4 separate regions of the Mus musculus genome follow, and all the other regions are linked to region 2. A link is a loop called in an ENCODE intact Hi-C map of the cell type or tissue named here. Cell type or tissue: left cerebral cortex. All regions are shown on one strand.

The links. Hi-C counts contacts between places; a loop is a spot of excess contacts. Peaks named below come from ENCODE experiments on the same cell type or tissue, not always from the same donor. Only the 100,000 strongest peaks of a DNase experiment are listed, where the experiment ranks them.
Region 1: it touches region 2 in a loop (8-fold over the local background); 22 of 42 quality-filtered maps call a loop at or near these places.
Region 3: a loop joins it to region 2, with 6 times the contacts of the local background. A loop is called at or near these places in 22 of 42 quality-filtered maps.
Region 4: a loop joins it to region 2, with 2.5 times the contacts of the local background. A loop is called at or near these places in 22 of 42 quality-filtered maps.

The regions. Positions count from the first base shown.
Region 1 is chr10:93,573,088-93,581,087 of GRCm38, reverse strand. It overlaps Ccdc38 (coiled-coil domain containing 38), which reads right to left. Exons shown (of 16, transcript NM_175488.6): 12 at 6,926-7,077; 13 at 5,680-5,815; 14 at 1,121-1,326. Among named protein-coding and RNA genes, the nearest start is that of 4933408J17Rik, 12 kb to the left of the region's middle. In left cerebral cortex, a CTCF peak has its summit at 3,371 (motif pointing right); a DNase peak (open chromatin) is centred at 3,386.
Region 2 is chr10:93,483,564-93,491,563 of GRCm38, reverse strand. It overlaps Lta4h (leukotriene A4 hydrolase), which reads right to left. Exons shown (of 19, transcript NM_008517.2): 19 at 6,668-6,901. The coding sequence ends at 6,784. It overlaps Hal (histidine ammonia lyase), which reads right to left and starts at 2,796. Exons shown (of 20, transcript NM_010401.4): 1 at 2,187-2,796; 2 at 1,630-1,690; 3 at 1,497-1,524; 4 at 743-817; 5 at 577-649; 6 at 399-465. The coding sequence starts at 2,433. In left cerebral cortex, CTCF peaks have their summits at 4,724 and 6,092 (motif pointing left); DNase peaks (open chromatin) are centred at 3,773, 4,711 and 6,044.
Region 3 is chr10:93,545,278-93,553,277 of GRCm38, reverse strand. Ccdc38 (coiled-coil domain containing 38) reads right to left here. Exons shown (of 16, transcript NM_175488.6): 2 at 7,773-7,823; 3 at 4,269-4,369; 4 at 2,951-3,116. The coding sequence starts at 7,809. Among named protein-coding and RNA genes, the nearest start is that of Ccdc38, 8.6 kb to the right of the region's middle. In left cerebral cortex, a CTCF peak has its summit at 4,094 (motif pointing right); a DNase peak (open chromatin) is centred at 4,094.
Region 4 is chr10:93,584,179-93,592,178 of GRCm38, reverse strand. Ccdc38 (coiled-coil domain containing 38) reads right to left here. Exons shown (of 16, transcript NM_175488.6): 16 at 7,853-8,000. Snrpf (small nuclear ribonucleoprotein polypeptide F) reads left to right here and starts at 2,521. Exons shown (of 4, transcript NM_027246.1): 1 at 2,521-2,640; 2 at 4,056-4,181. The coding sequence starts at 2,638. 4933408J17Rik (RIKEN cDNA 4933408J17 gene) reads right to left here and starts at 2,766. Exons shown (of 4, transcript NR_045810.1): 1 at 2,409-2,766. In left cerebral cortex, a CTCF peak has its summit at 3,216; DNase peaks (open chromatin) are centred at 2,468, 2,750 and 3,178; H3K4me3 peaks cover 1,859 bases; H3K27ac peaks cover 617 bases.

The DNA.
Region 1 (8,000 bases), 90 kb before region 2:
GTTAGGTACCATTAAACAAAGCAGTTCTTAACCTGTGGGTCACGACTCCTTTACGGTTGAATGACCTTTCCATCAGATGTCCTGCATCATATCAGATACTTACATTATTCATAACTAGCAAAATTAGTTATAAAGTGGCGGTGAAAATAATTTTAGGGTTGGGGGTACTACAATGTGAAGAACTATAAAGGCTTGGATCACTATTAGGAAGGTTTAGGGCCACTGCTCTAAACTTTGGAGAAAAAGTTCCTTTAATAACTGGAACTGAATGCATATTACTGTTGAAAACAGATTGTCATTGCACTCCCTGGTACTGTAAGGAACCTGAGGTCATTTGGAAGGAGTTGTCCTCGGCTAAGTCTGCTCAATGCTGTGTAAGAGCTGTCTGAGTCACCTTCATTTTTACATGAGAGAGAGAATATCCTCCATGCATCAGCAATGTAACATTAATGGCTAGTATCTTTCAGACATGTTCAGTGGTTTTACATCGTTAATTTGATACATCGTCCCTATGACGTAATCACTCATCGGCTTTGCCTACATGTCATGTGGTAGTAGCAGCCATGTTATAGTGATAATCGTTCCAGACAAAATGCCTATAAAGATCCTCATTTGACTTGTAGAGATCTGCAGGGATGAGGTCTCAGGGATGACGGTCATGTGAGGTCTGTGGAGATAAATGAGTGGGGGTGGAGTGCCAGCTAAAACATTGCATAGTGTCACCTAAGAGTTGCCATTCCTTTATAGACCGAATCACCTGTGGTCATCTAAGGACAGACCCTTCACCACAGTGCAGTTCTTTCTTCACATGACAGCCTCTGAGAAATGTTCATATGACTTGAGACCCTCCTCCTTCCACCACAGCCATCCTAATTGGGTCACTTGTCTCTGATAAACCTTGTGTTTACCCAGATCGTTTGGGTCACAGTGCCCATTGCCTGTAGAAATGATAACACTTATTTCCTAAGAACATTCTCTGTGGGAGGGAGGGCAGGGCTGAATCCTCCACTGCATTCCCATCCTGCAATGTTTGCCATATAGAGACAGCTAACAGTGGGGTGGGATTTATGCAAACCAGCCATGTAACCCATTCGATATACTGAGGAGACTGTCACAGTACTTTTGCCGTCGCTCCTTCTGTTTGAGCCTTTCGATCGCTTCCACGTGTTCTCTGGGAATAGATTCAATGAGGTCGCTCAGCTCCACCAGGCGAGACTCTACTTTGACCAGTTTTTGAACTGCATTCAAGCTGCCAACCTCAGCATCTCCGATGCAGACTCTATACACTTGATTGATCTTTTTACTAAGAGAGTCTATTAGCTTTTCCTGAGCGCAAGAAAAAAAAAAGCAGAAAACGTTCCGTCACTATATGGTGGCTCACTGTCAGTAAATGCAAAATTCCATTCTACTGTTACAAGAGGAAAGCTCTTTAAGCATCATCATCATCACCGTCACCATCATCTCGTGCTGGGGAGAGGACCCAGGACCTAATACATGGTAAGCAAATGTTCTACCGCTGGGTCACACCCCACCTGCTCCCTAAATGTTTCGAAAGACAAATCACTGAGAATCAGGTAGCAAGGAGAATTTGTATTATAATTTATAGCCAGATCATTATTACAGTGACACCTTGGATTGTATTAAAATATATACAGTGTATAAATATATATATATATATATATACATATATATATACATATATATATATATATATGTAGATAGATAGATGAATAAAATTATAAGATAGTATCTTTTGGCTTGAATGTTTCTGTTGACCAGATTTCCTAAATGTTCCAAGTGCCGACAACATACACATACACATTTCAAATCACTTTGTACCACCAGTGGCTTAACGTGTGCCCCTCCCGGTTTTATTGTTGAAAACCCTATAATGCTGAATGATAGGTATGTATCCGCATATGTGCCCAGTCCCCTTCCTGAGAGGGGACCAGAGGGCAGGGACCACTGCTTATGTTACTGTGCACACCTAAAACAGTGCCTTGCACATAACTACACAATAAATGTTTGCTGAATAAACGAGTGCCTTCTTTCAGAGAAATGCATGTACAAGCAAACAGATCCCTAGGCCGACCAAACAGCCTGCTGGGAGTTTAATTTTTGAGGTCTCCGTGGGGAAGCCATTGCTTTAAGTCTAAGCTAAGGAGCACGTAGGCCGAAGCCCGCCGATCCCTGTACCTCGCCACTTCGATGTTTTACTTGATTCTGCAGTCTCTTGAGCTGGTAGATAATGTATTTCGGGAGATGAAAGGGATCCTTTTTCGCCACGGGCTGGCTGATACTCCTCAAGAGGAACTCAATAAACTTCTCAGCAAAGTAAATCGCTTTCCATGTAGGCTCCTGCCTCAGGATTGCCTGCTTCTGCTCAAGAAGATGAGAATCACCATAAAGACAAGAAAAACACACCCAAGGCTGATGTGACTCCCTCCACTGGGGAGACCCATCTGGAACCATAAGGGCCTCACAGCCGCCATGCCATCGCTTAACGCCAAACAAGGTCTGCCACTTCCGGCAGCTTGTTGTTCCCACCTCTCGCTTTAACGGATGTTCCAAAGATCCTGTTTATCACAAAGCTCCTAGTTTCTCACTTTCTAAAAACTTACTTTATTTTCACTTATATTAAAAGAACAGTCCTTAAAAAAAAAAAAAACCCTAGAGAAATATAAAATAACACAAAAGAAAACCATAAATGTGCCATGACGTCCCCTCTAGCATAGCACTTACTTTGTTTTCTATTTAGAGAACTCCACATTTCTTAGAGATAGCTAAAGGACAGACAAATATAAAAAAGAGAAAATAGTGGAAGTACCCCACCCAACGGGGCGACACACTGCATATTAAAGAGAAGAAGAGTAATCAGGATCTTAGTAGAAGATGTGGCTCATGTCTATAATCCTAGCACACGGGCTGGGAGAGTGATTGCCACAAGTGTGGGACAACATGGGCTAGGCCAGCAGGGTTAAATTTGTTTTTGAAAGAAGAAAAACCTATCTTGCCCTAATGTACATGGGAATTTCAAGAAGTTAATGCTTGTTTAAGTAAAACTGATAGGAGCATGTTCTTTTTGATGGAAAGATACTTGAACGCAGAGTTAGGCATGGACAGATGGAGACTTTATATGGTGTCTTTTTCTTTTTTTCTTTTTTTTTTTTTTTTGTCTTTTAAGATCCCTCATCAAACAGGAGAGGGAACTACAAGGCGAAAATGGATTAAGAACTAATAGAAGGAAATGAAAGATGGCTTATTATGAAAATGAGATTGAGTTCCTGGTCTAAGACAGCAAAGGAAAAAAAGGGTTCCAGAATAAGGCCAACTAGAGACAAGAGAGATGTGCAAATGGGTCCTTTAAATTGCCACTAGAGGGCGGGCTTGGACCAGAGCTACTCAAGTTGGAGGCCCTGGCAGCAGGCCAGGTTCCCCAGGGCCAGTGTTCCCCAGGGCCAGTAGGCAGGAAGATGGATCCAAGACTGGGGGTACCAGGACAACTTAGGTGTACGTCCACAGTGAACAGGACCTGATGGACCAGAGCAGTGTTTCAAACTGGAGGCTTGTCTGGATGTCCGTGTGTCATCCGTGTTGATCTTTCCATTACGATTCAAAACAGTAGCAAAATTACAGTTCTGAAGTAGCAATGGAAATAACGTCATGGTTGGGGCTCACATCACGAGGAACTGCATCAAAGGCTCGCAGCGTTAGGAAGGCTGAGAAACCGCTGCTTCAGTGCTGGCCTAGTGTGCGTGTGAGGCAGCCCAGAACTGCGTGAGACTGGGTGGTGGTCTGTGCTGGTAATCCCAGTCTCAAACAGGAGGTGCAGGAGGAGAACTCCAAGGTCATCCTCAGCTACATAGTGAGCATGAAGCCAGCTTTGGATAATGAGATTGTGCCTAACAACAGCAACCCTCAAAACAAAACACTTCTAAGTTTTCCATTTCTCTCTCCCTCCATATCACTTCATACTCTTGGAAGACTGTAAGTTATTAACACCATGTTCCAGAGTGTGCCTGCAAATTGTACACATTTATACTTGTGATTGTTCGTTGATCGAAGTCTTGAGGAACTTTTGAATCAAGTCTCTGTTCTCTGCGCATTGAGCCCTGGGCCTTTCACAAACTAGATTCTCCCTTCTCATGGTTGACTCAATGTTTAAAAGTATTGAGCATGACATTTGCGCCCCCTTAGCTGCCCTAAAGCTGAGATTAAAGTGGTTTGGTTGTGGCGTGCCGTACCATTAGCTAGCAAAGATAATTTATCTTTTATTTGACAGGGTGGTCAGCTTCACAGTTATTTAAGAGTTGGATAGAAACAATACAAGTGTCCATCAGATGAATGTCAACCAATACAGTAAACAAAGTACTGTTTAGGATGGAATATCATTCAACAAAATTCTGATACACGCCACGGCATGGATGAACCCAGAGAACCTTATGCTTTGTGACACAAGCTAGACATTACAAGACACATCCTGCTCAGATTCACGTATATGAGCTATGGAGAAGAGTCGAAGTCAGAGACAAAGAAGCAGAGGCTGAGCAGTGAAGGGACCAGGAACTTGTGTTAAATGCATATGCAGTTCTTCTTGTACAAGATCAAAAGCATTCTAGAGATTGGTTGCAAAACAACGTGAACGTATTTACCACCACCAAACTGTACGTTCAAAAAAAATGGTTACAATGTCCAACTTTATGCTTCAGTGGTGGCAGAAAAGTTCTGGAAATAGACCGTGGCGACAGTTATGCTACGTGAAGGTACTTGTGCCATTGAATTGCACACTCGAGATGGTTAGGTGGCAGAGTTTTGGTAGAAGTGTATCCCTGATGAAAAGAAATGGTTGATTAAAAACAAAAACGAAGAACTGGACGGTTACAATCAACACATTTCCTGCCACAGCTTTTGCTTTTAGTAACCCTGCCTGTCTGCATGTAGGGGAGGATGGTCATCTGTTTCCTAAAGTAGCCTGTTCCTCAAATCTACTTCTGCCTAAAAGTCAAGATCACAGCCATACATGTGATGTTAGCCCAATGCGGCGTCTTTGGATTCAAATTCCATGAGGCTTTCCCAAGAAACCAGTGGTTGTTAGAGTTTGTGGATCTGTAAACTAACCTGATCATTCATTCAACAAACATTTATTGAGCATCGACACTTAAGGGAGCTCTGGACTGAGTTCACTAACAAGAAGTTAGGATGGTCCTTGTGTGGAGGGCTCTGCATGCAGCTGGGAGAGGTGAACCTATCAGTAAAATAAAGGTGTGAGGATGTGTCATGGGTGCTGGGAGACAAGCCAATCTATTTAAGCCCAAAGAAGTTGACACATATTCTAGGCTCTGTGCTTGGGCCAATTTTCCATGCAGTATTAAGTGTGTAGGTTCATGACATGTTCTGTCATTGAGTGGTCACATGAATTTGCCATCAAAACGAATAAACTATATCACACACAACATAGCAACAAAGAAGGGCCATTTGAAATAACTAGAACAACATTTCACGTGAACCCCCTGGACGATTCTTCCATATTGACAAAATAATTCCACGCACTGGTTTTCCACACCCCGTCAACAATTTATGGATTGCCCTAACTCTCCCCGTGTGTCAAGTGCTCAGCACCCAGGGAGGCCAGATCATTACCGGGAGACAAAATAAAGTTACCACAGGCCAAGAAGGTACCTGAGCATCGGAATTGAATTCTCCAAAACTGAAGAGCCTGGACCTCAGCTCCAGCTCTGCTGCCTTCTCCTCCTCTCGTTCACAGTTCATCCTGAGCATATGTTTGTGCTCCAGCAGGAAGGAGATGTTGTTGTTTCTATTGCAAAAGAAGGAGGGGACCCTCGTCTGTAACTCAAAGTTGAGGGACTCAGCCCTCTTGCTGGCCACATGTCAGCACCTGGCACCCAGCAACCACAAAGGGGTCAGCGTGTGATGACATGGCCAAAGTGCATGTGTGTGCATTTGTCATGCGAGTGAGAAAGGTGGGGGGGGAGGGGAGGGGGGAGAGAGAGGAAGAGTGAGAGGGAGGGAGAGAGGGGAAGAGGGAGAGAGAGAGAAAGAGGGAGAGAGGGGAATGGGGCAAGAAGGAGAGGGAGGAAGGGAGAAAGAAGGAGAAGGAGGGAGAAAGGGAGAAGGGGGAGTGAGGAGAAGGAGGGAGAGGAGGGCCTGTGCTCACCACGCACGCACACAGGTCACAAGAACAACCTCAGGTATCAATCCCCATTTTTCACCATGTTTGAGAAAGGCCTTCTTCCTGTTCTTCCTTCTTCCAAAATGTGTGTGTGTGTGTGTGTGTGTGTGTGTGTGTGTGTGTGTATGCGACGGCCTATGTGGACGTCACAGGCAGCTTGGAGGACTCGGCGCTCTCCTGCTACTATGTAGATTTCAGGGATTGAACTCTACCTTGGCAGCCTTTACCCGTCTCAGTGGCCTGGGGTCCTGTTTTGGCAAATGCCAGTGACCTTCTGGGCCGTCTCTTGTCTCTGCCTCCTGTTAGGGGCACTGGGCTCACAGGTGTGCACTACTGTGTGTGGCTTTTGTGCAGACTCCCCTCCTCATGCTTGGTCAATAACTGTTCGATCCCCTGAGGCAGCTCTCAGGCCTACAGCCAAGTCCACGGGAGGCAAATAAAAGCTTACATGCAGGTGTTAATTTCCATTGGAACAGATTTTCTGTCCTGAAGGCAGTGATGCCAAAGGGCACCATTTCAACCCCTCCAGCTAGGAAAATGCTTCAAGAGCGAGAGGAAGCAGGAGGAAAGTTAAACTCAAACCAATCTAGTCTGACCAGATGTCAATTCTTCCTTTGGACCCATCATGTAAATTGTTATTAATTAAAACCCCAGCCTACACCAGGAGAGGGGCCATCATGAGTGGTTGGATATGGTCTCTGCTTAGTGACTGTTGAATAGGAGGAACCCACTCACATCTTATCCTGTATAAATTTTTCTCTTTTGTTGACATCTTCGAGATTCTCATCCACATCTTGGGAATACTGAACCAAGGTGAGGTTCTGCTCTTCCAGCTCCGTGAAGACCTGCAGCAACTCCTCTGGCTCCTTGAAATAAATCTCTGGCAGCTAGTCAATCAACAGGGAAGAGAAGTGTCTCATAATACGCTCATGTGATTTGTCTAGACAGCATAGGGAGGGAGCTGTCACTCAGCTCTCCACCCATGTGGCAAGCTACTTGAGAAAGTCAACTTTTAAGGAGGGACTATTTACGTTTGCCCTGGGACTATGGGAAGTGCATAGTGGCAGAGTAGCCGGTGTCAGGATCGCATGGCGGAGGCCACTTCACTATAACCACGAGGTAAAGAGAGAAGACACCAAGGGTCCCCTTCTCTTTCAAGAGCCTACCCCCAATGACCTAACTTCCTTCCACTAGGCCCCATCCTCAAAGACTCCACATCTCTGCAGATGTCACAAGGTCTGCAGCGGTGACCCTACCCTCCCAGCAATAGCTGGGGACCACATTTGGAACACAAATGTTTTTGGAAATGTTCTGGATACTCACAACAGCTTGGAGTATGGGGGGGGGGGGCGAGAGAATCGTAAAGGAACCTTGTTCCCAGGGAGAGATGGCAAATGGGAAGAGATGATTTGGGCTATGGGGAAAGATGGGGGATGTTAAAGAGGAAAAGAGGGAGGGGAGGAAAGGAGAAAGGTTTTATTAGAGGAGAAGTAGAGGGCAGGAAGGGTGGAAAAGGAAAGATAAGATGAGGAGATAGGAGGCTGATGAAGGCTCATTTCTTCCCAAGGCTAATTATTTGATATGTAGTGGCTTTTTAAGAATATGTATTGCCTTGGCAAGAATTTTCAAAGATGACATATATTAATACATGTGTTCATTATTATTATTTATAGCAGCCTTGACACAGACACAACAGAAATATTCATAGATAGGCGAATAAAGGAAATGCAGTACACATACACACAGTATGGAATATTATTCAAAGAGATGTTTCTTCTACAGTACATTTGTGTGTTTCTGCACATGTGTG
Region 2 (8,000 bases):
TGAGACGCTTGACTGTCTCCCAGGGTTGTGTGAGAATTTGCTGCCCATGGCTTGATCAAAAGCAGGGGTTCTCAACCTGTGGGTCCCAACCCCTTTGGGGCTCACATATCAGGATATCCTGCATATCAGAGATTTACTACAATTCGTAACTGTAGCCAAATTACCATTACGAAGTGGCAATGAAAATAATGTTGGGGGTGGGAGCGGGGAGTCATCACAACATCCTGGAGGAACTATATTAAAGGGTCGAAGCATTGAGAAGGTTGAGAACTACCGGTCTGAAGTGAGCTCTCAACAAATGTCAGTGTGCTTTAAAAAGAAAATGTGAATGATCTTCATGGGAACAAAATCTCCAAGTTGGGGCAGGTGGGGTTGTGGCGCCTTCATGGGAGACTTACTGTAGCTTATTGGCAGGGATTACAGTTCTAGCAAATTTTCCAAAACCTGTGGTGATGCCATAAACAACTGGAGTACAAAAAAGAAAGAAACAGACACTTTGATTAGATGCCACAGGGGTTCTCTTCCTACATTTGCCCGTAAACTAATGTTGGGACACCCCGAGAGAGAAAAGGATACCTGTTCTTTCTTTGATGATGCTGTCGATGACCTCCCGGGACTGCTGCACTTTCTTCTCAGCAATTGAAGTGAGCTAGGAGAGCATTGGCCAGGAGTGAGCATACGAAAGCCTTCCATGTCCAATGGGGACGGAAGGACACTGTCCTTCCTGTCCTCCCTCACGTACCTTTATCTTGTAACGTCCCTTGCCCAGGTTGACCAGATCCTCTGTGCTCAGACTGTCCCCATCTAGGGCAATGTACTGAACAAGAAGGGTGAGGTTCAGTGAGTGGGAGGGGCTTTGAAGGAGTAGCCTTGGATTCTGCCTGACCCCAAAGATAGTTTACTACCGTTCTGAGGCATTGATGTGCTAATTAAGAACAGGGCTGGCTTACGGGAACACTGGGCAAGAAAAATCAGAAAAACAGGGGCCAGGCTCCCCATAGTATACTCTGAGCTGGATGAAACCTGTCTTTTAGTATAGTGCTCACCCAGATATACCCTCCCCCTCCTCTTCCTCTTCTTCCCCCTCCTCTTCCTCCTCCTCCTCCTCCTCCCCCTCCTCCTTCTCTTCCTCCCCTCCTCCTCTTCTTCCTCCTCCTCTTCCTCCTCCTCCTCTTCCTCCTACTCCCCTTCCTCTTCCTCCTACTTCCCCTCCTCCTCTTCCTCCTCCTCTTCCTTCTCTTCCTCTTCCCTCTTCCTCCTCCTCCTCTTCCTTCTCCTCCTTCCCTTCCTTCTCCCCCTCCCCCTCTTCCCCCTCCTCTCCCTCCTCCCCTCCTCTTCCTCCCCCTCCCTCCTCCCCCCTCCTCCTCTTCCTTCTCCTCTTCTTCCTTGTCCTCTTCTCCCCCTCCTCCTTCCCCTTCTTAAAGTGGTAGGTGAAAGGAGGCATATTTCAGACATGACAGAGTTTTATATTCCCCACAAAAAGGAAAATAGCTTACTTTTTCAGGCTCCCGGTATTTGCTGTATCTAAAGCCAGGTAAAGGAGCAGACTAGCAATGTGGAACAGCCCCAGCCCCACCGTGTCAGGACCAGCCACCGCAGGGCTGACCAAAGGGGATGCACAAAGGATACAGGAAAACTCCTTCTGGCTGCGACGGAATGAAATCAGGAGACATCACATCACCTTCAATCACTGAAACAAGAAGGGGAGAGAGGGGCCTAGCAGGTCACAGGGTGTCACATCAGGGCAGGTGTCAGACCCAGGAATGACCCCTCCATGCACTGAGCTTGTGTTTCATAGCAACGGCTGCTGGACCGTGACATCCTACATTTTCACACGGTCTTAGCGTCTTTACACAGGAAAGCAAAAAGCAGAAAGGTAGCAGGGGGATGTACGTGGAAGATTGGTTCTAGCCTGCTTCTGTTTCTACTCTGGCAGTCCCTTACAGAAGGATTCTGTCATTGCAAGGGACTCTAACCTGCAGCCTTGGGTTCAAGTCCAGACTGTCACTGTGGCCTGCCTCTCTCCATCTATTGCAGGCTGGGGGCAGGGGGAGGTGGATGATAAAGCAAGGCTTGAGGCTCCCCCAGGGCAAGTACTCAAGTCTTTTTTTCTTGCCGTGTTCCCTGACACGGGGGTGACTTCCTCCAGGACATGCCAAGGCTCTGTTCCCCTGAGGGCCACTCACCCACTTCTACGAACTCATTGTCCTCTAAGGCCACCTCCAGCTCGTCCTCATTGTCCAGCAGGCCCAGGCCCTTGCACCGATGCACAAGGAATTGCACTTCATCCACCGAAGTGAAGCCACCATTGTCCGGTTTGTTCTTCATGTAGCGTCGCACAGCCTCACGGCCCAGCCAGCCAACAGTGAGCTTCCCATCCTGACAGGGCACCGCCAGCCATTCCCCACGCACGTGCACTGTGTACCTAGGCATGGCTCAGATGCTATAGCCCTTCTGAGCAGCAGGCCACTGTAACCAAGGGCTGGCTCCTTTCCTACAGTCCTCGACTGGGGAGAGCCTTTATCCTTTACCAGGGAGGGGAGTGTCTGCTGGGGTGTGGTTGGCAGTGAGACTGAGAGTGGACTTTCAGAACACACCCCTTCCCTTGCCTTTAGCCATTCACACTTTAAACAAATATTGATTGCGGTCTCTGGTGTTCCTTTGGCCTTTCTGGATGCTGAACTAGGTGCAGGAGACAGGGATATGGGTAGCTGAGCCCACTTTTAATGTAACCTTGTAGTTCTCTGACCCTGGAAGTCCTTCTGACCAGGGTTCCCCGTTCTCTCTCTCCCTTTCTGAGTCTGCCTTGAAAGCTGCTTATAAACACCATGTTCCCCTCTTTAGGGAATTACTCAATTGGTAAAACGCATCCTCTCGGTCAATTGTGACACCCAGAGTGTAGCAATCCCCATTCATTTATTTATTCCACAAACACGCGTTGAGCAACGCCTCCCTGCCAGTGCCCAGTGCTACCAAAGCCATTGCTCCATCAAAGAAAGCAGTTCTGAAAAGGTTGTGTTTAGACACATGAATCACCGTAGCTTGGAGGCCCTCAGCTCACTACCCTGGGGTGAGTGAGTGATCTTCCCGTTTCCTAAGCCAAAGGCAAATTCTCTAATGCCGTGATTCGCGGCATCTACCTGGGATAAATCCTGGCTGTGTGACTCGCAGTCATTTGAGTCCCCTGGGATTCAGCTTTACTCGTCTATGAAACGAATATCCCCACGGGCAGCTGGAAGGACAAAGTCAATTAGTGTGTGTCAACCCTGAGGTCCGTGCCTGCTGGATGGGGAGACTCCCAATTACTCTCACCAGGACTTGGACTTTAACACTCCACATGCCCTCAAGAGTGTGTGTGTGTGTGTGTGAATATTCCTTATCTTTGCCCCCTGGATATCCCTAGTTCAGCTAAGCTTCTTCCCTGCCCCAAACCGCTTCCCCTGCACCCCCCCCCACCTAATTTTGCCCCACCTGTGTTAAGGAACACTGATAGCCCAAGAGATTCAAAGAATTGTGTGCGCTTTAGTAGTATGTCAGTTCTGAGAAATTTGATTGAATAATCAGAAACCCTGACCTGCCTTCTACTTCATTAGAACAGTTGCTCTGTAGATAGACACCCAGATCCACATCCAGTGTCTTACCATCAGTCTATCGAAATGTATTCATCAGACAACCACACCCCGACTGTGCCCTGCAATTTGGCAACATCTCGATTTGCTATCAAGACAGAAGTTAGCTTCAGTTCAGTATTCCACCTCCAGGACATGGCCTTCCACCTTACTTAGCTCATCTCTGCCCACGGACCTGACCTCCGGTTAACCCTTTCTTCTCCTCCTGAACCCCACCGCTTAGGAAGCTATCCTAGTTGCTTATGTGGCTATGCTTAAACAGCTTCAAGGTCCTTGGGAAGCCAGAATCTATTATGTGTGTAATTTGGGATGAAACCCATACCCTGAGTCCTTACTCTGGACTGTCACCTGCTTACCCCAGCAGACTGATGTAACAAGTCCTATGACCGTGGGGGTGATGGCACCACCCTTTGACTCATGCCCCCCCCAGAGGGAACGCTCCAAGTCTTCCCTCTCTCCTCAACTTGCAGCTCATTCCCAGATACGGGCTTCATCTTTTACAACTCTGGGAAAACTGTGGCCCTCAGATGTGAACCACCTTCATTTATTCATTCATTCACCACCAAGTCCTGTCTGAATACCTGTTCAGATGTTGATGTCTGGAGATGAACAGATGCGCCAAGGCTGAGATGTCCCACTACCCCTCAGGTTGAAAGGTCACCCAAACTATCGGGTGCTCTTGCTGACATCCCAGGTAGACCCAGCTTTTGAGTGATTCCATGATATCAGTACCGGGCAATCAGTTCCTCCTAGCCATGTGAAGATTCTACACAAACCTCAAATATCATGTGGCTGACTTCTCATTTTTTTTCTCTTCACACTCTCTGGTCTCCTTTGCGTGTCAGATAACTCCAGAGCTGTTGTCTCTGTTCACCTTATGTGTAAGTCACCCTTAATCTGGGTTCGGTGGAATTCTTTGCCAGGCTATGTTAGCATGCCCATCTTTTTCACCATTTATACACTTCTGTTCTTTTAGTTCCTCGGGTGATCCTGTGCACTTGATCTGACACAGAGACAACTCAGTGCATGTGAATTAGCTGAACTTGAGCCAGTGAGAATGCATCCTTGGTCCTAGGAAAACCAGTAGCAGGGTGTGTCTCTGGCGCCCTCTAACCTTTCCAGGGAAGAAATGCAAGTGAGAGCCATGTGCTGGGAAACGGGATTATGCTGTAGCATGGATAAGTCCACCAAAGAACACAACTGGATTCAAGGATTGGACAGGAACCATCTTCGGGGTGTTCTTAATCTTTACATTTTTAGGGGGTACCCAGTGATGACACACACCCAAAGCTTATACTCTAAAACAACACTCCCCTTAGCTAGAGTTTATTTGACCAGGAGTGGGCTCAGTGGAGAACTTGGAACTGTGATTGTCGTTCTATGTGTAACCCAGGGTGAGCTGGGTTCAGAGTGCACATTAAGAGTAAGAGAAACACACGAGACAGAAGCACCGATGTCTCCGTGTTGCAGACCCTCTGTGACCCTTAAATAACATCCTTCTGCTCTGACTGCCAATGTCCCGCCCCCCCTGCCCCCCCCCCCCCACAGGTTGCACGTGGAAATGCCCCGAGCTGCAGGGTACTCTCTTAGGCCTGTCTTTTATTTGGTTCAAATTCAATCAATGGGTCTCCACATGCCGTGTGCTCTGGGGAGGTGGTGAGGCAGGCTGAATGGAGTGAGGGTACACTGGGATGCTCAGGGTGGTCACCTGATCTGTGAAGAACAGGAGACTGGGGTAAGTCCACTGGGGCAGCAGGATGGATCCAGGGCTGGGGAGCTGTGGTTTGCATATGCTCAGCCCAGGGAGTAGCACTATTAGATGTGGCCCTGTTGGAGTAGGTGTGTCACTGTGGGTGTGGGCTTTAAGACCTTCATCCTAGCTGCCTGGAAGCCAGTATTCTGCTAGCAGCCTTCAGATAAAGACAGAGAACTCTCAGCTCCTCCTGCACCATGCCTGCCTGGAGCTGCCATGTTCCTGCCTTGATGATAATGGACTGAACCTCTGAACCTGTAAGGCAGCCCCAATTAAATGTCCTTTATAAGACTACAAATATCTCATCATGGAAGCTGTAATATGTCCCAACGTATCCCATGTATTGGCTACACACCTTCACTTGCAAATGTTCATTTTGATGAGTCATTGGTTTGCTTCAAGAGCTTTGGCTTCAGTGACATCAACATGGAATTCTCACCAGGACTCTTGCTGGTTACCCTGCTGTTGTCCTGTGCCATGGAGATCCTGCAGCTTCGGAACAGCAGGACTCACCCTTTCACGCACCCCAACCATTAGCAAATGATACAGATTTTGGAATGGGACAACTCAGAGAGCCCTGGATCTGGGCCTGGATGGCTGCTGAGCTGGTCAGCCTGACAGCTCTCCCTTATCTGCATCACCAGGGCGAGCGCTTCAGCACTGCTCCAGGTAGGCCACTCAGTGCTGCCATCTACAGGAGGCTGGGGCAGCTCACCTGTGTCCACTCCACCAGGACCAGCTCTACTGTGTCAGTGACAGGGCAGGACTAGCTCTCCCATTCTCCTGATCCCAGGGTCAGCTCTCCTGGTTGCTGCAGGAGGCAATGGGAAGGGCATCATCTTCCAACCCATGCCACCTCATACCAGACAAGTGATGGGGCCGGCTATCCTGTGCTCTCACCCTTGGGGCCTGCTCACGAGCGCCCCTCAACCATGCCAGCCATACTCTGCTGCCCAGGTGAGTGAGGGGCAGGGCCAGCTCATCTGCTCTCATACCCTCGGGGCTAGCTCACTTATGCCTCTGCCATCAGGGCCAGCTCCACTGTACTGGCCAGGCTAGGTGCAGTGCTGCAGCCAGCAAGGGACAGGGCTAGCTCATTTGCTCTCATGACCCCAGGGACAGTTATCCCAACGGCCACAGGAGGTGAGGGAGGGTGGGGGAGGATATTACTCTCATATCCACATCTCATGGCAGATGAATACTCCACATTGGTTTGTAAGGGGCAGAGAATATTAGTGAAATCATGAAAAATGATTTAAAAACAAATAAACAACAACAACAAAAAACCAAAAATGACACTTTAAAATACAATGACAGCTAAAATTTTGTATTTCTTAATAGGTTCAATTTTTTTTTTTTTTAAAAAAAAGGAATTTTCTGAAATCAGCAACAATCAGTTCCTTAATCCACTTTCAGATCTCTCCCCACCAGCATCGCAGTCACGGGATGCATGCTGGCTTTATGCTCTTGGTAGGTGTGGACAGCTTGATCATGGGATTTGTCGAAGGCAGCGAGATCCCTGCAGAGCAAAGGGCAAAGGAGAGGCATCGGGAAGAGATGGAGAGAGGAGCAGAGATATCACGTCAGAGCTAAGGTTAAATTAAAGATCACAACGGAACAGCTAAGCGTCACCCATGTAAAACCAGATGGTCCTGTACCATCTCTGCATCAAATGCTGGCCCAGAGAGAGCAGATCACAGGAATTTGGAGGGAGCTACACAGAGGAGGCACAGTGAGGGGACAGCAGCGGTTACAGAGCAGTGTGGAGGGTGATTGGCTAAATACTGACCTTGCATGAGAGGGCAGACCTCTATTATTTTGTCTTTAAAAAAATAATCTTTTCAAGTTTATGCTAATCAATCATTCAAGAGTATAAACATTCTAACTTACAAAAGGAATTTCTGAAAGCTTCATCCAGTGAGAATAAAAATACCAAGTGTAGTGAAACGATTTGGCAAATAAACTGGGTAAGTATATGAAATGTAGGGTTAGTCGCTTTAAGTATGGCTATTAGTTTGTGATACAAGACAGAACATTTATTTTTCCCATAAAACGTATGTTCTTAAGTTTGTTTCTTTAGGTGTGTATGTGTGAGAGTGACAGAGAGACAGAGACAGAGAGAAAGACAGAGAGAGACAGAGACACAGAGAGACAGAGACAGAGAGAGAGTGATTGAGACTCATAGTACAATTGGAGGTCAGAGGCCAGCCTGTGCAAGGTGTTTCTCTCTTCCACTATGTGAGTCCCAGGACTTGAACTCAGGATATCAGGTTTGGCCATAGACACCTTGTCTGCCAAGCCATTTGCTGACCCCAAGGGTATATATTTGTATTTGAGGTATACATCACTCAATTTGCAGGTAGATGGGTTTTAATTCTGGTAAGGTAGTGAAGTTTGCTTTAAAATACCTTAATAAAAATTAGTTTTGTGGCCATATTTAAGAAACCTGATAATAGTTTGCACTGACACAATTTCACTATATTTAGGAAGTGTGTGCCAAGCTGCCAGACTAATCATGAAATCTGATGCTGTGACTGAAACCTTTTAAGAACATGGAACAAATACCTTAATGGAGCTGTTCTTAACTTCCACCCTGTTGCTAACACACTCTCCCTTAT
Region 3 (8,000 bases), 62 kb before region 2:
AAAAGTGATTTCACTCCAGTCAGTTGCTGATTTGAGATGCAATTCAAGGGAGATGCCTTTAAGTGAAAATTCCATATCGCTTTTCTGTGCAACCTGCCACATTGTTGAGAGAGCCTCAGATGATCATAAAAGTTGGACTCTTCCCTCTGGAGGAGCCTGTCCGATGGCATTCAGTCTTAAGAGGCCAGAACTGTTCCATTCCACAGCAAACAGCACAGAGGAGGGCTGCAAACCTGCCAAGCTGTGCTTTCTAGTTACCTGAGGACTGCTAGGGTAACAAGGATTGTCACCTCTTTTGCAAGGAACTGTAAACATGTCACTTGCCGCTTTACATGTTCTCGATGGCCCAAGACTCAACACGGAGGCACAAGATGGAACCCAGGGATCTCTGAGACCTGGTGCTGTCGCTGAGCCCTAACTATTGCCTGCCATTTACTGCTCTTCAGTCACGTATGCATCTGCAAGACAGTCTAAATCAATTAACGTTGCTTCCTCTTTTTAAGAGATGCTTTTTGGGGTCTGGAAAGTTGGCTCAGCGATTAAGAGCCCTTGTTACTTTTTCAGGTGATCCACGTTCAGTTCCCAACACCCACCTGGCATCTCAAAACTGACTGTTAATCTCAGTTCCCAGGGGATTTGACACACTTATATACATGAGGGCAAAAGACTCATATGCACAAAATAGTAAAACAAATAAACCCAAGAGTTTTTTTTATAAAAAAATTTATTTATTTTTATTGTATGTGTAAAGTGTTTTTCCCTTGCGTGTACGTCTGAGCATCACATATCTGCTTTGTTCCAGAAGTGGACAGAAGAGGGTTCCTGATCCTTTAGAGCAGGAGTCACAGGTAGTGGTGAGCCTCCATGTGGGTGCTAGGAACAGACCCTGAAGTTTCTGGGAGAGCAGCAATTGCCTTTGCTGGCTGAGCTATCTAGCCAACCCATCTTTTTCTTAAGATGGATTCATTTATTTTTATGCAGATGAACATCTTGCCTGCATTCATGCCCATGCCTGTGTGCCTGGTGCCTGAGGAAGTCACCTCAGGTGGTGATCCACTGTTGAGGATGCTGGGACCCAACCCCTGGTCTTCTGCAAGAGTCGCAAAGGGCTCTTGACTAAGCCGTCTCTCCAGCCTCATGGCTTGCTTTCTCTATGGGAGCTGCTGACCTCAAAGTCCCATTTCTTGTGAGCCATTCTGGCCTTGTTTAGCTGCAAAGGACTTCCATGTGTAGGTGCTTCTTGACCTGTGATGCACAGGAAGTGCTTATGACATTTCTGATGACCAGGTCAATAAACCAGGCTCATTTTTGCAATGATAGAAAGGTTGTTCACCCCATCAGCTTCCTGATGCTGTATGCCTGAGTCCTGTTTTGAACCACCAAAGCTCCTCCGACCTTAGGAAGTGTCTATATCTCCATACCTCAAATAGTACAGCTAGCTAGGGCTATCGCTTTCATGTAACTCGGCTTTGACAAAGTCAACACTGTTACTTGGCATTGACTTTCTTCCTTCCCAAAGGCAGGTGAAGTAAGGATCTTCTTGGAAAAATGTCTTCTTAAGCCACTTTCTTTTTGTTCTCGAGTCTATGGCAAAGAGCTTACCTGCCACATTGTAACAGGCCCCAGAACTTAACATGAATGACACCATGTTAGAGGTACCATTCTGACCTTGAAACCCAGCACGCAGGCCAAAATGGGAACAGAGACCTAGTCCATAGTTCTAGAAAAGTCCACAAATAAAAAGTCCCTAGCTATTTTTGGCTTTTATATTTCTGTGTCTTGCTTACTGAAGTGTGCCAACCAGGATATTGTGTGTGTGGGGGGGGTGGGGGTGGGTGGGTGTGGGTGTGTGCGCGCGCGCAAGCGTGTGTTATTTTGCCTTTTACATGAAAGACAAGTGGCTGTGAGACTTGGGGCCTCATGATTTGGGCAAGTTCCCCATGTAGCCACTGTCCAGCAATAAAGACTTTCCTTTTGACTTGAAGAATGTCTGTGTTGGCCTGACAGTGGTGGCATATGTCTTGAATCTCAACAGAGGCAGAGGCAGAGGCAGGTAGATCTCTGAGTTCCAGGCTAACCTGATCTGTAGCGATTGTAACCAGGGCTACACAGATAAAACAAACAAATAAACAAGTAGTTCACGTTGTGTTCTCCGGTAGCTTATCTCACAACAGTAGAGCAGCTCTGATTCCATCTTTCTCAGCACCAGAAAATCTCCCAAACGTACAATGAATAGCATATATCCAGAGCCACACCTTAAGACCAAGAATAGGGACTGGAGAGATGGCTCAGTGGTTAAGAGCACTGGCTGCTCTTCCAGAGGACCCAGGTTCAATTCCAGCAACCACATGGCAGCTCTTAGCTGCCTATAACTCCAGTTCTAGGTTATCTGAATGTGCATAAAATTAAAAAAAATAAGTTATATATACATATATGTGTATATATACACATATATACATATGTATATATTATACGAAATACCAATGTACATAAAATAAATTATATATGTGTATATATATGTATATATATATATATATATATATATATGAATAACTAAGAGTAATGTTGACTTACTGTCTTAGGATTTCAATTGCTGTGAGGAGACACTATGACCACAACAACTCTTACAGAGGCTAATATTGAATTAGGCCCAGCTTACAGTTTCAGAGGTTTCGTCCACCGTCATCATGGCAGGAAGCATGGCAGCCTGTAGCAGACATGACACTGGAGGAGCAGAGAGTTCTCCACCTTGATTAGCAGGAAGCCAGGACGAGGCTGGATTTGTTTCACACTGGGCATAGTTTAAACGTTTAAGATGACAAAGCTCGCCCCACAGTGACAAATGTCCTCTATAAAGGCCACACCTCCTAATAGTAACACTACCTACCTCTGAGCCATTCGAACACAGGAGTCTGTAGAGGGTAAAACCTCTTCGAACCCTCACACTTACCTTCTGTCAGCCTGAGAATAAGAGTGGGATCTAGCCCCAGACGTTCATAGGAGGAGCTGCCTGCGTCAGCGAAAAAAGCTAGCTGGCCAAGGTGTGAGCGACTCTTCATTCGGGACGAAAATGTTGTCTTCTGGTAGATTTTCATGCTGTGGTTTTTCATTCTCTCCTGCCCAAGATGCGAAAAGCATGAAAGGAATTTTAATGCACCAAAGTATTATACTGTTATAACGGTGCTCAGATGTAAACAGCAAAGACCTTCGGCCTTAGGCAGTTCCGGAGCTCGCCCGGGAAGAAATGTACCCAGCATCCTTTGCTTTCTTACACAGAGACAAGGATAACCTTGCAAAGGCGGGCCTTATACAAACTATCTCAGAAACGGAGACAGGAAAATGCCTCTCTAGATTAAATCAGGGAAAATATGGAAATTTCAAAGATTGTTAGCTCACTGGAGCTGAAAACTTAATGGAAGGCAGACTTCCATAGAGAGTAGTGAAAACCCACCCTTTGGATAGCTTTCAACGTCTCAGTTTAATCTCGTGTGAAGCTTGAGGAGGCTCTCAAGGCCCAGAGAAAAGCCACCCCTGGGTGAATACACTTCATGTTTCTGGCTATTTTATTCATCCTACCAAGAGCCAGGAGAGTCCTTTAACCCATTCATTACCTTTGGGAAGAAAATCAGGCCCAGTGCTGATTTTTTTTTTAATTTTAAATTACTCTAAAAAGCATTCCCTTGCCTCTCCACGTCACCACCCCCGTTCTTTCGTCTCCTCTATCCTCAAAGCACGTGTAAACTTGTTTATCCGTAACAGCTTTGACACACTTTGGCTTATTCTTAAAGACTCCGCTCCTGCCACCACAGTGAATGCTTTGGGTCTTCTTCCTACTCTTTCTTCTCTGTCCACAGAGCAGACCTCTGCTGTCTCCTTCACACAGCTCTGGCTGTAGGATCTGCCGGTCCCAAGGTGCTATCCATGGTAAGACATACTTTTATTTTGTGCTTGGCCAGTGAGGTACAACATGCCACCTGTGCAAGCTAGACCTGAAATGTAGCAATATGAAAAACCCTAGGGGGTCGGACACAAGATGGAGAGTGAGCTGTGGAGCTAGTTGGTGATGACATGGTGTAGCGGCCTTCTCCCACTAGGTGGCGATCTCTGAAGGTCCCTGTGTACTGTCTTCCCAGAATGGCGCCAAACATAGGACAAGGCATCACCGTGTCTTAACTAGTTTAGACTTAACACGTAAAACTAGTGAGATCTATGGCTGAAAGCACTTGGCTCTAACCTCTTTGGGGATGCTGATCATAAGAAAACCTTACCTTTTTCCTGGCAGCAATTTCATTTTCTTTGAAAACGAAGAGATCTTTGAAAAAAATCTTGTAGGGTCTTTCCTTTTTGAGTACAGCATCTTTTCCTTCATCTAAAAGAAAAGGAAGAAGGAAAGAGAGGGAGGGAGGGAGGGAGGGAGGGAGGGAGGGAGGGAGAGAGGGAGAGAGGGAGAGAGGGAGAGAGAGAGAAGAGAGGGAAGGAAAGGAAGGAGGGTGTAGTTAGTTCCTTTATTGGCCAGAATTATAAAGCCCCCACCAGCTGGAGTAGAGAAATGGGATGCAGGGGTCTCTGAGAAGGTGGGTTTCAGATGGATCTTGCCCTCCAGTTGAACCTGGCAGTACAGCTCCTGGGTCTCCCCGGTAAGAGCCACATCTTCTCTGCCCACTCTCTCAGGGCCCAGCATCTCAGGGGACATGAACCAGAGATGAGGAGTCTGCGTTATTACAAGCTCACACTTGGAGATGTAGAGATGTGAAGAGGACCCTGGCCCCACCAATCAGTAGCAGAGGAGTGAGATGCTGGGGCCACTTTGGAACACGCCTGCCAGCTCCTTAGAGAGTTAAGCATAGAGTACCACACACAGTAGGTAACTGGATGCATTGAAGGCTGAGTATAATGGGCCCCTTCTAGGAAAGGGGGTGTCAGCCATGGAGGGCCATGTCTGGCCACAGGGAGGAGACTGTGGGTGATTCTTGGCCGGCCTTGTGGGTTGTAAAGATGTCAAGAAGGCAGATGATATTGTAGGCCTCATGATACAGGGAGGAGAGACAGTTAGGTGGCAGAGGCTGGGCCCTGGGCAGTGCAAGGGTGTGGGAGAAGCATGGCCAACAGGCTAGGGCTCAGCAGAGAGAGTATCAGTGGTGATTAATTTCATGTCTTAACTTGACTGGGGCTAGGGTTTGCCCAAATTAGATGTTATTTTGGGTATGTCCGTGAGGGGTTTTCCAGGCGACTTTAGCATTCAAATTGGTAGAGTTGGTAAAGAAGACCGCCCATCCCAACATGTGTGGGCATCAGCCAATCCACGGAGGGCCTGAGTAGGACAATAGGCTGGGGGAGGGGGGGGACATATGCTCCCCACTGACTCTCTCTCACATGGGTGCCTTGCTGTTTGAGCTGGGTCATTTCCTCTCAGATTGCCACCCATGCTCAACTGACTGGGGCTGATCCTGTCAGCTCCCCTGGGCTCAGGCCTTTGCACTGGGCTGGACTCTAGCACCAGCTTTTCTGAGTCTCCAGCTTGATGGTTGTCTCTGTAATCCCGTGAGTCCTTTTCTCAACAGTGCATAGCCTCTCCACTGGTTCTGTTTCCTGGATCTAAGATCACGACTTGGCCTGAAATCATCCTGTGCCCCTTACCATTGAACAACAATGGATTCCAGATAGGGACATATTCCCATCTGCCCTCTCTTCACCCCTAGCCTTCTAAAGCTAACTGCATTTAATGCATTTAAGCACCAGTTACATTTAATGGGGTGTTGTTTTGATTTGGGGGACAGAGTTTTACTATGTAACCCTTGGATGTCCTGGAATTCACCATGTAGACCAACCTGGCCTTGAACTCAGAGATTTGCCTGCCTCTGCAGGGATCAAAGGAGCACACCCCCACACATGGCCGCTAGTTGTATTCAAGATAGACCATAAACCCATGATCCTTTAATTAGCTCTGTAAAGACCCCTTTTGAAAATATGTTCTTATTTTCAGGTTCTGGGTAGACTGATCTTTGGGGGCAGTATTGATATTGTATCCCCTGAATAGCACCTTATACCCAACAATGAATATGGGAATCTACCCTTTAGCCTCCTGCCTGATCCTTCTGCAGGTCTAGGGCAAGGCAACCCTTGGGCCTACAATCTACAGCTTGCCAGTTTGACAAGAGTCATTGGCTGAATCCAGGTTGCTCCAGGCTCATATGTATCTCCCTCTAGGGTGTGGAGAGTCACATCATGGCTGATAAGCAACCTTTTCAGTGCATCCCCATTAGTGTCCCATGGAAGCTGGGAATAGCGCCACAAACCCCCTGGCTTGAAGTTCTAGGGGTCAGGAGCCTGAAAATGAGTCTTCTGACAATGACCCCCCCCCCAAAATGGGGGGGTGTTTCTCTGGAGGCTCTAGGGAGAAACTGCTTACGTCTTCTGCTGTTAGAGCACGCCTACGTGCCCTGACTTGCAGCCTCTTCGTTGATATACAGAATAAATCTGTCCTCTGTCTCCGTGGTCACACTGGCTTCCCTGTCTAAGACACACCTGCTTCCACCTTGTTCAGACTTTTAGGTGATCCCAGGCCCGTCAGATAATACAGAATATTCTTTCCATATCAGGCTCCTTAACTTAATCACACTTTAAAAGGTCTATTTTGTGTAACATATTCACAGGCTCCAAGGAATACAATGTATGTATATTGTACTATTACTATTACTATGTACTAATAGGGGACTATTACTCAACCTGTGACACATAGACTCCTTTCTTAGCTTTCTTAGCTTTGCCCCTTTCTGTTTTCCTGGTTCTAATTTATTCATTCCATAAACATGCAGGAAGGGCCTTGGCTATACATTGGGGAATGCGCATTAGTAAACAAAACAGGGACTCTGCCCTTACATTGTGCTCAAGTGACAGAGGTGGGGGGGGGTGTCAAATAATAAACACAACAAATGAACATTTTTATCCTTCAAGTGACAAGGCCTGGGGTGAGCAAACTTGAGTGGAGGGACAGAGCCATTGATGAAGTGACAGATCTGTGGAAAAGCAGTTCTGACTTCCTAACAGAAAATGCAAAGGCCCTGCGGCAGGAAAGAGAGAGGCAGCCATGGGGTCTGGGGTCAGCTAGTGTCCTGCATGCCTTGACTCTCAGTAAGATGGATTGTTAGTGGGCTTCTTTGCAGGTGAATGAGAAGCAAGTAGGACCCGGAGAGCTAGGGTTGAAACCAAAGTGGCCCAGACAATGGGGGCAGAGCTGGGGGAAGTGGGGGAAGCTCTGGCTGGGCTCTGCGGAATACTTTGAAGGGAAAGCCAATGGAATTTCAAAAGGGATTGCACCCACGCTCCTCCCCTCCTCCCCCCTCCCCCCTCCCCGCGCTCCCCTCCTTTCCTTCTCCCTCTTCTCTGTCTCATTCTCAGAGAACAGAACCTTTTATCACATTGAAGCTGATTGTTTTCAGCACCTTCCATATGCAGTCAAGCTTGCTAGTTCTAATCAATTCCAATGAAGAGCACACTGAGAGAGCCCCCATGACCCTGTCTTATCATAAAGCAGGAGGATGGCAGGAGGTGGAAGAGAAAAGCTAGCAGATTCCCACAGTGCTCAGCTCCTTCTGTCCTCCATCATGACAGTAGCTGGGTTAACTGTCTTAACCATGAGAAGCTGATGCAGTTCACTGAAGGTGACCCACTCTGACTTCATGCAGCTTTCTCCCTTACCCCTAAAGCCACCACGGTCCCCAATCACACCAGGCACATAGCAAGAATAAATACATTGACTGGTTGCTTTTTACCTCCAGAACTTATTGATGTGTGCATCTGGGATGCCATTTTGTCTCCTGGTCCTGTCCAGAGAAAAGGAAATACACCTTTCAATAGTCCTGTTTACACAGGGGAGTATGTGCAAAGCAAACTATATACTTAGAATAAACAGTAAAGAAACTGTATACAGGGGCTGGAGACATGGCTCATCTGCTGAGAGCTTGAACTTGCTCTTTCAGAGAGCCTGAGTTGGGGTCCCA
Region 4 (8,000 bases), 100 kb before region 2:
AAGTGCTCTGTGCTTTAAAAGTTTAAAAGCCACAGCGACAGTCTCATGTCCTATTACGTACTTTATAACGGTGTTCTTTCAAATCTTCTGCTCCCTCACACACTGCTTTTTCTATGACCTTTGCATACAAGCACAGTATGTGTCACCTCAGGTCTTCTCAGTTTTGTCTGGCTCCTAGATCTTGGTTACAAACGGGACAGCCCGAATCCTCTGCAGTGACCGGCTTATTCAGTGTGGTCTCAAGTTCTGCCACCTGAACCTGACCCCAGAGGCTCCTTCTGCCACATCTAGGCACTCCTGTTAAACTATTAAACTGGGATCTGATTTTCGAGTTGCCACCTTAGTAAGGAGGTGGGAACTCTCCAGGGGACATTAGGAGGCAGGAGGGGACTGATGTGCAGGCAAAGAAACCCCCCAATATCTCTCTCTCTCTCTCTCTCTCTCTCTCTCTCTCTCTCTCTCTCTCTCTGATGTTCTCCACTGCCTATTTCCACAAAGCCTGTGCAGATATGGTCACATAGCACTATGCAACTAGTTTTGTCTCTGTGAAGAAACACCAACAGACTCAAAACCATAAACCTTATAGCATATGTGTCTCCTTCGTCTCCCTTGTCTTTATGCCTCATTCACCACCCCGAGATTCTGTCTGCCCATAAAGTGTTCTCATTTAAATCGTTCTTTAGAGTAGTGGTTCTCAACCTTCCAAATTGCTTGTGACCCTTTAAGACAGTTCCTCATGTTGTGGAGACCCCCAGCCATAAAATTATTTTTGTTGCTCACCCCATAGCTGAAATCTTGCTATTATGAATATCTCATACGCAGTATATCTGATACATGACCCCTGGGAAAGGGCTACTCAACCCCCCTGCCCCCCAGGGGTGGTGACCTACAGGTTGAGATCTGTGCTTTAGAGTCTGTTTTCTAAAGATGATGGGGCTTAGAAGTTGAGGAACTACAGGTCAGAGGACCTGAAACACTGCTTCTTCTGGGTGCTTGGACTTGTAGAAATATTGTAGAAAATTTGAAACTTGTAACTGGTACATCCCCCAGTCTTGTAACTTTGGTTTCTCCCATAACCTGGGAGACAAATATTCTGTCTGTCTTGGTTTTATTACGTATCTCTCCTTGTGCATTTTACTCTTGGTCCTTTGCAGAATACGGAAGACAGCTCAATACAAGGAGAAAAATACTAACATGAATCTGTCTGAGTCTAATTCCCAGTATTTCATCACCTACAGTATTAAATTAGAAGTTGGACTAGGTATCCCCAGGATTGTGAGTTTAAGATTTATAAATTTGTCAATGCTGACTGAATAAGTAGAGCATATTTGAGTGTCAGGAACAGTAATTATTCTTCCATTACCATGGGAAAAAAATCCGAGCTAAGATTTCGGTCTGATCAAAATGTATCTGAGATTAGCAGCATCATTTTTAAAATTTTCTTTATCATGTTTTGTCTGCATGTGCGCATGTGCACCGCGGGAGGGCCTGGCACCCACAGAAGTCAAAAGAGAGAGATGGGTCCCCGGCACATGAAACTTTGGATGGTTGTGAGTCACCACCATGTGGGGATGGGATTCGAACCCAGGTCTTTTCACGTGCGAAAAGCGCTCTTCTCCATTGAGCCAACACCCCCAGAATGTGTTGGCATACTTTAATAATATAAACGACAGTCTTTAGGCTTAGGCCTGGGCCAATCTCGAATCTCGAGTTATTTGGGGAATCCATGCCAAAAAAACAAAACAAACAAACAAACAAAAAACCGTTCAGGTTCATATAGGGTTAGATCTCCCGAAAAAGAAAAAAGTACTCTTTTTACACGGGTTTCATATCACAGGTGAAGCGATACTGAAATGTTGAGATTATGGGGAAATTAAACGGGGTTCTGATCGATAACTTTCCATCAGAGCGATTAACCTGTGGTAGCGTCAATAATTCCCCACATCCTATTCACAAACACACGTAAACGGACCTCCTTTGGCCTCTGGTTCTGGGAATGCTTAGACATCAGAACGACAAGAGGCCACCACATTATCCGAGACTTAACTTGACCTGGTTTCAACTGTTGTAAAGCCCCACTTGAGTGCTTTTCACTAGCACTCACGTAGTCTTGCTACCCCAGCTTCCTTTAAAAACCCGCAAGTGGACGGACATTCTGTAATAAAGAACAGTCCCATAAAAGGGGGGCCGTGCCAGAGGTGTTCCCCAAGTGCTGGATCTATGGGAGGATGACCTCCAGAACCCGATCTCGTTCTTTCAGCTGAAGGACAGACTAAACCTTCTTTAGCTAAAGAAACCAAGTCCGTTCGCCAGGGCACTTAGCTTCCCCTTGTCCCGAAGCAAAGACATTGGGGTCGCTCAATCGTTCCCACTTCGAACTTGAGCAGTGGACACAAACACACGCTTACCTGGTTGCTAGGAAACAGTACCGCCATCCCCTCCAATCAGTAAACACGTCTTTGGTGGCCAATCACAGAAGCCGAGACAACGCGGCGTGAGGTGAAAGGTCAGGCCGCTTTTGTCGGCCATTTCTCTTAGCGCGGGTCGCTTGGTTGTAGCGGCAGCCGCTCCGGTCACGAGGGGCGGGCAGCGGCGGAGTCGGCGGCTAGCGGGGTGCAGCGCTCGCCGGTGGTCGCGATGGTAAGGACGATGAGCGCCGCGGGGGCTGGAGGACGGGCGGCCTCGCGGGGCCCGCCGCCCCCTGCGCCTCCCATTCATCCCCACGAGGCGCCGCGCGGCTGGCCGCTCGCTCCTGCTCCCGACGTCGGAGGCCTTGGCGGCGCGCGCGCGGAAGCCCTTCCCCTCCCCGAGATCCCCAGCCACCTTTCCGCGTGTTGTTTGTCCCGGAGCCTGAGGTGTAGCCTAGTTTGGGCTCACAGGGTAGGGGTAAACCGAAGCGAGTTTTCCATTTCTACCTAGCACGCTCCGCAGTGCGCCATTTATTCCTTGCTGTTGACAATTTTAGCAGATTGTCCTCTGGCGCAGAAAACCCCGGCTACCCTTCCACTCATTTAATACTGATCTTAGGCGCCAGGAAGATGGGGTGGTAAGGTAGACTCTGCGTTTTCTTAGGAGTGGGAGGTAGGCAGCCGTCAAATAATAACAACAAAATAAGCAATTACAAGTAGCGGTGATTGTTAAGCAGGGAGCTGATAGGATGCTCTGAGAGGTGCACTGCCTAGTTATAACGCAGTGGAGGAGCGCTCTTCTCCAGAAGGTGTCAAATAACCAGACATCCAGGTCACAGAGCAGGTGGAAGAGTATTTCTTGCGCGAGTTCCAAGTAGAAAGTAGGTTTGACCAGTTGGAATTGACAAGAATTGACCGCTGCTTGCAAGAATGATGGTTTTAAAATACAGCCTGGGACCTTAACGCCTCCTAGGAAATATGAGGCTCTGTCAAGTGCAGTTAGAGACCATTGGAGCATTCTTTTAAGTCACAATAGTACATGACTTGATAAGTGGTTTGTGGATGATAAATTATAGGCAGCGTAAATTGGCTACTCATTTAGACCCTGTGCTCTCCAAGATTCTTTGGGATGGTGTGTGAGTGGAATGGAGTATGGGGGTGGTTATGAATTTAAAGGGAATAATACTTCTTGATTTAGCATTAAGAGGCCCTCTCACTGACGATATTGAGCTTTTTTTTTTTTTTTAATGTCTGCAGAGACCACCCTGTACCTTTATTTTGATTCCTTTAGAGCTTGGATAATGTAGGTATTTGGGGCTTTTGTCCATTCGGCAGTGCTCAAAATGGAACTAGTGACCTAAGTATCCTAGGGCAGTGCCCTGTCATTGTGTTACACACTTGCCCCACTCCCATCTGTCATTCGACATTTAATTGCATAATTCATATTTTCGTTTCTGTCAGTGGACTATGAAGTTGGCTAAATGGGTACTTAAATTTCTCTCAGACACCCTCCAGCAAATTATAAAGTGATGGTGGATCGGAGTTTACCCTGTGTCATAAAGTCTTGACTGGTGTCTCAGTAGAGAGTGGGTGGTGGAAGCTGAGGTAAGCAAAAATTATTGAGTGCTGCCTTTGGTTTTTATACAGAGTCTACCCCTCAACCCCAAGCCCTTTCTCAATGGGCTGACAGGGAAGCCAGTGATGGTGAAACTTAAGTGGGGCATGGAGTACAAGGGCTACCTGGTCTCCGTGGATGGCTACATGAACATGCAGGTATGCTGAGGAGGAGGAGCATGGGTGAGGAGCAGGAAACCAGGTTTCTACTGTGTCACCTTACTCCTCAAAGGTTTACTGAGACTGGTGGGAATGCGCACAGATTGACAATAGAAAGTGGAGTCGAGATTAAAGTATGAACCAGGGAGGAGGTTGAACCATGATGTTCTTAGGAGTACTTACACCAGAACACAGAGCTTTGACATTTGGTCTCTAAAGCAGAAGGGAAAACTAGTTTATTACAGAAAACAATGATTCAGCCTGTCTTTTTCTAAGACGTGTCTGTATAGGCGATTAGCACTATGATGCAGTGGCATTAGTACTCAAATGGAACTCTGTACCCATTAAATAGTTCTGTTACCACCTGTAATCCACCTGTAATCCAGCCCTATGATTAAGAGTGGGACTGTCTCTCATGTAAGTGGAATGTATTATAAATTCAGCTAACTTCAGATCAAAAATTCTTAAGAGAAATTATATCTTATGTTCGAGGTACACAGTCCTTTTGCTTTCTCCACTGTACTAGGCTATGATCAGTCTAGAAATTAGAAGGACATTAGGTTCTATGCAGATGCTCAGCTATTTGAAACAAGGAGCTCCAACACCCTTGGTCCTAGAGGCCCTGGAACAAAGCCCCATAAATGCCCTGGGGTAGGCTTTTTGTCCTTTTGTCTGGTTTGATTATAGCTTCAGGATTCATTGATAGAAGTTACTGCTTTTCAGGACTGAATAATATCCCGTTATATAGCTATAACGCATTTTTACAGTCTATTATGTTTGTTTGGTTTTTTTAAAACATTATTTTATGTGAGTACACTGTCACTTTCTTAAGACACACCAGAAGAGGGAATTGGATTCCATTACAAATAGTTGTGAGCTACCGTGTGGTTGCTGGGAATTGAACACAGGGTCTCTGGAAGAACAGTCACTCTTAACTGCTGAGCCATCTCTCCAGCCCCATCTGTCCAGTTTCTTGTAGGGATCAAGCCCAGACCTCTGTACATGCTGACCAGCAGTCTGCCACTAAGCTACATTCTCAACCTGTTCATTCATTTTGATTTCTAGTTTTTAATTTTATTTTATGGATGTCTTGTCAGTGTACTATGTATATGCCTGCTGCCCATCAAAGTCAGACAAGGGCATCCGTCAGCACTCTAGAACTGCAGTTATGGATGCCGTGGGCACCATGCGGATGCTGGGAATTGAACCCAGGTCTTCTGGAAAAGCTGCCAGTGCTCTTAACCTCTGGCCAACTCTCCAGCCTCAAACAAGCATTTTTCCAAGTCTACTTTTAACTCTTTGGAGTATATACACAAGTCGGATTACTGGTTCGTTGTTTTTGAGTAGATGTCATATTGTTTTTCATAGCAGCTGTGTGGTTTTGATTCCTTCAGATGGTACCCAAGAGTTACAGTTTTCCACATCTGCACTAACACTTGTTTTCTACGAGGTTCCTCTTTTTAATGTATAAATATTATTCTCCTGATCTGAAATAGTATCTCCTCTTGGCTTGCATTTCCCCAATGACATTGGGCACCTTTTCATGTGTGTATTAACCATGTGCTTTCATCTTTGGAGAAATATGTTACTCACATCCTCTATTTATTTATTTACTTGTATTTTTTAAGACAAGGTACTCACATCCTCTATTTATTTATTTACTTGTATTTTTTAAGACAAGGTCTCATTATGTAGCCCTGGCTGGCCTGTATCATGCTATGTAGTCCAGGCTGGCCTAACTCAGAGATCTGCCTGCCTCTGCCTCCTGGGTGGTAGGATTAAAGGCATGTGCCACTTTGTCTGTTTTTAATTTTTTTGTGTGTTTAATTGTAGTTTCTGCCCAGATTTTAAAGGTTACTTAGGTGGATATATTAACTAGAAATCCAGCTAACAAGAATATGGAGAGATTTGGTCTGGAAAATTCTTGAAACGAGTTATTTACAAAAGCTGTAGAAAAGTCTGGAAAGTATGCCTGTAGTGGTGAATATAGTGTGGGATTAGAAATGAGAGTTCAATGTTATGAATACACTGAAAACCCCAGAATGTTTTGTTTCATCCCTGTCACTTGGTGTGATTCTGTGAAAAAAAGCCTGTGATTCTGTCATTCCTGGGATAGAAGCAGGAGGATTAGAAATTAAAACATCATCCCCATTTCACAGGAAGTTGCAGGCCAACCTGGAATACATGAAACCCTGTTGAAACAAATGAACCACCTAATAGTTGATCTTGCAGTTAATGTAGTGTCCCGAGGTATAAAATGTATCTCTGAGCGAGCCCGGTTTCTGAGTTGCTTCAGTTAGCCAAAAGGTATTGGTTGTCTGTTTGGTACCATGAATATAACAGTGAGCAAAACAAAGTCCATATCCTTGAGCTTGTTCCAGTGGTGGGAGATGGTTGTGGACCACAGATGCGTAGGAGTGATCCACAGCATGGCGGTAAAGCAAAACCAGGGTTATGAGTGTGCAGTACTGAACAGCCTCGCCTCCAAAGAGACCTTTGGCATCTGGGACAAAATCATATCTGTTGGAAGGAGCAGCAGATGCAAAGCTTCTGTCCACGGGGATTGGGGGGGGGGTACTAGGGTGTTTGAGGTACAGACAAAAGGCCAGAGTAGAAGGTGGGATGGCAGTCACTGAAAGCCTTTCAACAGTAGTGAGGCTTTTGAATTTAGTAAGCTCTAAACTTTGGGTCATTAGTATAGATACAACTTAGAAGCCATTTAAGTGTTAGGGAAATGTCAAAAATAATTAATCCATGTGTACCATTAATCTCAGCAGTTATGAGCAGAGGCCGGTTAATCTCTGAGCACAAGGCCAGCCTGGTCTACAGAGTGAGTTCTAGGACAGTCAGAGCTACACAGAGAAACCCTTTCTCAAAAACATAAATATCTACATACACACACAATTACATTCCTTCTGATAGGAGTTATATACAAAATCATCTCACAAACATTTGTTCTAGTGACAACATGTTCTCTGGTTGCTTTGTTTTCCTACAGAGAAACAGCTTGCATGTCTTAAATGCTTTATGCCAGCCACATCTACCTATGTCCACTGCCTGCTTATGAAAGACGCTTCCTTCTCTTCTCTTGTTCTGCCTTTGGTGACCCCATATAGCACTGGTGGATATTTTTTTTTTTTAATTGTAAGAATGATAGCTAAAGCCGGGTGTGTTGGCGCACGCCTTTAATCCCAGCACTCGGGAGGCAGTGAGTTCCAGGACAGCGAGGGCTATACAGAGAAACCCTGTCTCGAATCCCCCCCACCCTAACTAACTAAATAATATAACTAAATAATTAGTTTATTTTAGCTGCTGAAATAGCTAAAGATTTTTCATTTAAAATTAGAATAGAATTTGCAAAAGTAACCCTAAAGATCATTCTTGATTTACACACCCCCACCCCTCCACCCCCATCCCCATTGAGTACATGAGATTTTAAAAATCTTAACTTTTTTTGGTTTGGTTGTTGGCTAATATATTTTAGCCATAGCTTTTGTACACCCATTTGAACAAGTTAATATGATTCATAATGTTTTACTCTAAGAAAAGTTAATGTCTGGTTCTTTGGAGCTGAATTTTCAGAAAATTTTAAGAATTATAACTTACTCAAATAAGCTTTCTTCTTTGAGACACTTTAATAGCAGATAGAAATAACATCTAGAAGGCTTAATAACTTTGAAACGAGCTTTATTATCCATGAGTTCTATACCCATGCATGTCTTAATGAATATATGAAATCCAAAGCTACAAGAGTGATGGGAAGATAATCTTAGAGCTACTGTTTATGGATCCAGTGTGAGTTGTTGGTGTGGAGGAGTC